Linked DNA regions of Mus musculus: region 2 is linked to region 1. The links are chromatin contacts, found by POLR2A ChIA-PET in ENCODE. All regions are on one chromosome and are shown on one strand. The core of a region is the stretch at or near the end of the contact, and the rest is flanking DNA. Distances in the headings are between cores, read along the strand shown. Region 1 holds the start of Tsc22d4 (TSC22 domain family, member 4). Region 2 holds the start of Ppp1r35 (protein phosphatase 1, regulatory subunit 35).

Region 1 (3,712 bases), core at 317-2,816:
GGGATAGGGGTGCTTATGCCCAAACTAGCCAGCTCCAACCTAGAATCCAATGATCTGCCTCCGGTGCCTCCAGAGGCCCCTCGAATGCCCTCCAGAAGCCGACCGAAGCTTGGAGGCTCCAGATCTCTCTCGTAAACATCCACACACGTCCACCGACCTCGACGATAAGGCTCTCCCAAACCTTGGGGCAGCTTCACCACCCGGAAACGGGAGGCAGGGGCTCCAGGTGGCGGAGAGCCATTCCGGGGGGTGCCCCTGCCCCCTGGATCAGGGTTGGGGTCCCCATTGGGGAGGCGGGGCGGGGGCCCAGCGAGAGCCGGTGGGACAGGGGAATCCGAAGCCCCTGGGCTTCCTGGGCCCTCATAGTCCGTGGTGACGCTGGTGATCTGAAAACTACTTTTCTTCTTACCACCACTCATGGTCCCTGGGGCTCCGGACTGGGCTCGGGTGGGGGAGGGGCTGGGCTCCTGGAGAGGGGCTCAGGCACCTCTGGAACAAGGGGGCCACATGGCAGGGACATCGGGGCCCCTGGGGACGTCTGGGTCCGACATGGCAGGAGGGCCTTGTGGGAACTTGGGGGTGCCTGGTTAGTGACTGGAGTACAGAGGGGAGGTGGCAGGAGGGGGGGGCAGGGGCAGGTTTTTCCTGCTGCTGTCGCCGCTGAAACCCCAAAGCTGAGCTTGCAAACTGGAAAAAGAAAGAGACAGAAAGTGAGCGAGAGTGTGTGTACGTGAGCAAAAGAAAAAGCAGGGGCCAAACCACCTCCGGGGCTTCCTCTCGGGGGAGCCGACTGGAGGGAGGAAGAAGAAAGCCACTAGAGACCCAGAGACAAGTAGAAATGACAGACCGGAGCAGAGGGGACAGAATTCAGAACACCCACAACAGGAAGAAGCAGCTGGGACCCAAAGTTGGACATTTCATGCTTGAGATCCAAACTCGTCCCCAACACGTATCTCCATGGCCAGGGGCACAGGGGTGAATCGGCTCCTCCCCTGAAAGGGCCACCCTGAGGCCTCTGCCGGGCCTCAAGCCCACCCCACCCCCATTCCAGTTCCCCCATCGCTGGTTAGGCACTGCCCGCCAAGCCAAGCGCCCCGCCCAGCCCGGGAGAACTACCTACCTCTCGGGCCTCGGCCACCGAGCTGAGCTGGAGAGAAGACCTGGGGGACTAAGATCTCTCTCTCTCTCTCTCTCTCTTTTTTTTTTAAATCCTAAGGCGGCCTAGAGCAGGCCACGGCAGGCAGCAATCAAGGGCTACCCAGTGTTCTCTGGCGTCCGCATCTCACTCTGCGAGGCATCTCGGTGGAAAGTTTGCAGTTGAGACGAGAAGAAACCAGCGCTTCCACGGGGGAGCCCAGGCGCAGCCTCGGTTAACACTCCACGGGTCTTCCCTGTTGCTGTGGGAGGGGGCGGCTCAGCCCCCCGCTGGCTCCAGTCCCTTGAGTGGCTCTCTCTCAAGGCTCCTCCCACGTGGCCCCACTGGATGTATCTCTCAGCTCCTCAGCTCCGCTCCGTCTCGGTCTGGGTCTCTGGCTCTCTTTCTGGGCTGTTGACAACCCCCACACCAGGAAGTCCTGCCTTCTCGGGCCTGCTCACTGCTCCTCTCCTCCTCCTTCCCCTCTTCCTCCTCCCTCCTCCCTCCTCCCTCCTAAGGCTCCCTGCCAGCTGGCCCGGAGCCAGGCCTGCCACAGCCGCAGCCGCAGCCGCAGCCTACAGTTGCTGCTGTAGCTGCTGCTGTTGCTGCTGCAGCTTCTGCCGCTGCGGGTCCCAAACTGGTTGCTTTAACCCTACACCTGCCAGGTTCCAGGCAACTCTTCCTCGGAGGGAGGGGCATGAGGGCGGAGAAAAAGAGGAGGAGCCTGCGGGAGGCCAGGGATTCCCTTACTTGTAGGCTTTTGCAGGTTCTCCAAAAGAGTCTCAAGGAACGTGCCAGACATGTTCTGGGTACCTGACTGTCCATAAATACATAGTCAATGTGACCCACTGGCTGTGATTTGTCACAGCGTCTCTGGTTTTCACCGTAAATTCACGAGAAACTCCTTTCCCCACTCTGTTTTCAAAAGCGAGCGGCTATGAAAATTTTCAAACATGCCCTAAAGTAGAGGAACTAGGAGAATGAACGCCCATACACGCCATCATGGACTTGTAACAAGTATCAGCTGTACCCAAACGTGTTTTATTCCTCCAATATCTTTTCTCGGATTTTGCTGCAATATTTGAATTTTTTTTTTTTTTTTTTTTTTTTTTTTTTTTTTTTACTGTGAATGTATGTATGTGTAGATCTGGAGGTCAACTTGAAGGAGTCAGTTTTCTCTTCCACTATGTGGGTCCAAGGATGGAATAGTGCCAACCATCCGGTTTGGTGGTAAGGCCCTTTACCCACTGAGCCATCCTGTCTATCCTGCTCCTGCTCCAGTATATGAAATCAAATCTCTGATACGGTGTTTCCCTCTCTTAAAAAGGGAAAATTGGAGAAAGCAAACTATCCAAGAAGGCTGTTGGTGGTAGGGTAGACATGTGTGTGGCGTGTGTGTGCACATGAATGAGTAGTTGCACACACTTGTGTGTGTTTGTTAGCCACAGGACCACACTGGGTGTCCTACTCAGGGTCTCTCATTGAATGCATAGCTTGGTAGGCATCCAGCAAGCCCCAATAATTCTACATCTATTCTCCACAACACTGAGGTTATAGGCACACATGGTTATGCCTGGCTTCTCATGTGGCTACTGAAGATTTGAACTCAGGTCCTCATGCTTGAGTAGCAAGAACTTTTACCTGCTGAGCCACTCCTCAGCCCAGAACAGGCATTGCTACCTTCTCATCTTTGTCCCTCATATAAACACTTAGGTAGATGGGAAGATGAAGTTGCTCACTTCTGCTTCCCCAAGTGCTTGGACACACACCCATGTCCACACAACTACCCCGTGCGTATACCTGAGAACCAATCCCAGCTGGCTACAGACCAGCTCTTTCCCATCTCCAGCCCTCTCCCACCTGTCCCATATTATCCCTTCATCATTATGAAGGAGAATCTGCACACACATAAAGGGTCTATTCTGCAACTGGCAAGAAAAAAAGCGAACTCCCAACTGCCATTTTTCTTTCTTGGCACCCATACTGGCATTCTGGGCAAGAATCTTTCAGCCAAAGCAGGATCTAAAGGCAGCATCTGGTGTCACTCATGGGTTTGGAAGGAAATAGGTTCTAATTAATTTTCCTCAAACAGAACTGTTCTTAGAGCCGGGCGTGGTGGCGCACGCCTTTAATCCCAGCACTTGGGAGGCAGAGGCAGGCGGATTTCTGAGTTCGAGGCCAGCCTGGTCTGCAGAGTGAGTTCCAGGACAGCCAGGGCTACACAGAGAAACCCTGTCTCGAAAAACAAAAAAAAAAAAAAAAAAAAAAAAAAGAACTGTTCTTAGGTATGTTCTTAGGTATATTTTAAAAATCCTAGCTGGCTGTGGCAGTGCATGTACATGCCTATAGTCCCAGATCATGGGAGGTGGCATAGAAGCAGGAGGCTGAAGAGTTCAAGGCCAGCCTCAGCTACATGAGATCCTGCTTCAACAGTAACAGACAGACAGACAGACAGGAGGGGAAAAAAGGAAGAAAGAACCCTTGGTTGGGCTGGGAATATAGTTTAGTAGAGTGCTTACCTCATATATAAAGCCCTGGATTCCATCTCTAGCATCAGCAAACTACCTGAAGGGTTAG
Region 2 (3,712 bases), core at 443-2,942, 33 kb before region 1:
GTTTTGACACAGTTACTTGGTAACTTAGGTTGGCCTGGAATTCCTGATTCTGTCTCTACCTCAAGTGTTCATCACACCCAGCCAAAGTGGAATTTAAAACACTTTGACTACTGTTTGACTACACACTTGCACACTCAACTCTGGGGATTGAACCTAGGGCTTTGTACATGCTTTCCCCAGGTACTACCACTCATCTGAACCTACCCTGCCTGAAACCGTATCAAAATAATTTGTGTAACTCAGACTGTCCTTGGACATAGAATCCTTCTGCCTCAGCCTCCCAAGTGCTGGGACATTCTTGGAGCCTCGGTGTCAGGCTAAGGCTCAAGTTCTAATAACTAAAGCTGGGGATTTAAATGGAGAGGAAGGTCTGACCCCACACTTGGGACAGTGCTTTCCACTTGCCATGGGGGTCGGGGCAGGAAAAGGGTAGAAGACCCTGAAGCAGTTTAATCCTATCTAAACTCCCAAGAACAGTTCGGTAATTTAGGGGGGGAAACATTTTATTCTATTATAAAAAAAAAAAAAACTAACAAAATTACAGACTAGCATTCCAGAGTTATGAGGGCTACGCTTCCCAGCGCCTCAGCATCCGATGCATGAGAAAGGTATCTTCTGAAGGGCGGGGCCGGGCTTGAAGCCTTAGTGGGGGCAGCCCATCCACTGTCAAGTGCGGAGATTCGGACCACAGAGAATCTGGGTTGCACAGCATGGTCATGTCTGGGCCCGGCCCGAGCACCTCCTATGGGAAGGTGAAGCAGGTTACACTCGAGGTGGAGGAAGAGAGCCCAGGGGGTAGAGGGATGTCCAGGTCCCTGCATCCCTTCCTTCACCTTCAGGGGCGGGGCTCGGGGCTGCGGTGGCAGCATCGCCAGCTTCTCCCTCAGCGCCGCGTTCAGTACCTGCTCCTCGGGCACCTGCAGACTCACCAGGTCTCGGTAGAGTCGCTTAGAGCGCGGCACGTTCAACCCTGCGAGCGCAGGGAAGGCGGGACTGAGGATCGCCCTTCACCCAGACCACCGCGCCCGGCCGGCCGCCTGCCCCCCTCACCCTCCGCCACGGTCTCCTCCAGGGCACAGCGGGTCCGGAACGACTTTCTCAGCTGCTCCTCTACCGCCTTGGAGGCATCAAACTGGCCGCTGGCGACAGCGGCGCGCGCGTTCTGCAGCTCCAGACTCAAAGCCAGGCTGCTCTGCAGGGCCGGTGCCTCCAGCTCATGATCGTCGCCCGGTGCACCGGCCACCAGCAGCGGCTCGGACCGCACCGGGGAGGGCGGCGCCAGTTGAAAACGAACCTGGGAGTGGAGGGCGGAACCGTGAGCTGCAGATCCCGGGGCGCTCGGCGGGCGGGGGGCCGGGCCTTCACGCCGCTCACCTGCCGCCCCCTCCGGCTACCGCCCCGCCGCCCCTTCCGCTGACCCGGGCTGCTCTTCCGCGCCTTCGGACTTTCGGGCAGCGGGCTCGGGCTAAGGCTCAAGTCCAAGCCCGGCTCGGGCTCTGGGGCTCGGGGTTCCGGGGCTCGCGGCTCCGGGGGTGGCCCCGGGACCTCCAGGGCCTCTTCGCCTTCAATGGACTCTAACGCAGACGCCCCGAAGCCCATCATCTTGTTCTAAAGGCTCGGGGTTTCAGGACGCGGGGTCTCCTCTTTTCTCCCACCCTCCGGGGCTACCACTACCGGAAACCGTTAGCCCTTACCCACCGGAGTAAGACACGCCCGCCGCGCCACTCCATTGGCGCTCCTGGACGTCATTCCCACCGCTCCGCCCTCCAGCTTCCGGACGCACTTCCGCCCTCACACGCTAACTTCGCCTTTAAGGCGGGGCGTTAGAGCGACGGTGCCCTAGGTACTCTACGGATTCCTATCTAGACTACTTTTCCTTAGGGAACGGGGGTGTGGCGTCTTTGCCTGTCAGACTCTAATGCTCATTTGTTCTGGGATTAAAGCGTTAGTCCTCTTTCACTGTAACAATATCCTCGCTGCTCTCGCATCTAGAGGTCCCGAGTGGCGCCCCCACCCCCCTTCCTGAAGGTTTTGGTCATTTTTGAACGCCGATCAAATCTTCCCTGTACGTGGAAGCAGATTCGTTGCAAAATCCCTGGATTCTGATATTTGCATAAGGAAGTACTAAGGGAATTGACGGAATATTGCCTTAATTTTAAATCCATATCCTGGGGGTTGGTTCAGAGGGTAAAGGCGATTGCCATCAAGACTGACAATTCCAGGGTCACACGTGGTGGAAGGAGAGAACTGACTCCTTTCTGTTGTCCTCTGATGCACACTTAGACTAAGGAAAATCCACATCCTAGTCTCTCAGTCCACCAAACCACACCACCACATACACACAACACACAGAGACATTTTTAAAAAGCAATGACGGCTTAGGAGTTAGAAGCAGCTGGGCCGTGGTGGCACACGCCTTTAATCCCAGCACTTGGGAGGCAGAGGCAGGCGGATTTCTGAGTTCGAAGCCAGCCTGGTCTACGGAGTGAGTTCCAGGACAGTCAGGGCTACACAGAGAAACCCTGTCTTGAAAAGCAAAAACAAAGGAAAGGAACGAATAAGAAAGAATCTGAGTTTGGATCCCCTGCGTCTGCATCTGTGTAAAACCCAATAACCCCCGGGGCTCAATGGCCAGCCAACCTAGCCAAAACATGGAGCTCCAGGCTCACATCGAGTCCCTGCCTTAACAAATAAGGTGGGCAGTGATAGAGGAAGACACCTTGATGTTCATTTCTGGCCTCTACACACACACACATAAATGGGGAGACTGCACCTACACACACAGATGTGCAGCATTCATTTAGCACATACGCATTAAAAGAAAGCCGGCAGCTAATGCTGATGGTTGTGAAGGCAGGTGACCAGTACTCGGAGTCTGCATTTGGATAAGCCTGTAACTCCTGTGACTAAGAGGGTTTCTCCTTATAATGCAAAACACAGCTGGAACCTTAAAGGTAATAAGATCATTTCTGGTGAAACCAAAAGGAGAGCGACTATAGTCCAGAAACAAATTCAGATCTCCCCAAATACCACACCCAAATATGGTAATGGGGTCATAAAGTTCTTACATGAACAAGGAACACAGACAATCATAAATCAAGGTTATCTCTCAAACACCCAGCTGGGAACATCAGGTCGGAGCAGAGAGGCCACGTCTGCTACAGACCTCGGAGGAGTCAGCCTTTGGGCTGGGGAAGCTGTTTGTACTTTTCAAAAAGACTTACCTGGTAGTTTCAAGGATGTTAGGTCAAATACAAGACCTGGGCAATGAATGGTGTGTGTGTGTGTATGTGTGTGTGTGTGTGTGTGTGTGTGTGTGTGTGTGTGTGGATGTGCGTAATGAATTTCACTTTCCACTTTTTTTTGGGGGGGGAGGGGGTCCAGACAGGGTTTTTCTGTGTAGCCCTGGCTGTCCTGGAACTCATTTTGTAGACCAGGCTGGCCTTGAATTTACAAATCTGCCTGCCTCTGCCTCCCAAGTTCTGGAATTAAAGGTGTGTGCCATCACTGCCTGACCCACTTTAAAAAAAAAAAAAGTGTGGGCTGGAGAAATGGCTCAGCGATTAAGAGCACTGACTGCTCTTCCAGAGGTCCTGAGTTCAATTTCCAGCAACCACATGGTGGCTCACAACCATCTGTAATGGGAACCTGAATTTGTTCCCTGGGAACCACACAGTGGAAGAAAACCAGCTCCAGCAAGCTGTCCTCCGAC

The links. ChIA-PET counts read pairs that join two places held with the same protein, here RNA polymerase II (POLR2A).
Region 2: POLR2A ChIA-PET joins it to region 1 with 37 read pairs in Patski. The contact joins the promoter of Ppp1r35 here to the promoter of Tsc22d4 in region 1. POLR2A ChIA-PET finds 5 or more read pairs at or near these places in 3 of 5 experiments (Patski and embryonic stem cell).

The regions. Positions count from the first base shown.
Region 1 is chr5:137,743,823-137,747,534 of GRCm38, reverse strand. It overlaps Tsc22d4 (TSC22 domain family, member 4), which reads right to left and starts at 1,566. Exons shown (of 5, transcript NM_023910.6): 1 at 1,121-1,566; 2 at 1-687. The coding sequence starts at 419.
Region 2 is chr5:137,776,884-137,780,595 of GRCm38, reverse strand. Ppp1r35 (protein phosphatase 1, regulatory subunit 35) reads right to left here and starts at 1,692. Exons shown (of 4, transcript NM_027242.5): 1 at 1,375-1,692; 2 at 1,051-1,294; 3 at 834-970; 4 at 489-742. The coding sequence starts at 1,602. The coding sequence ends at 569.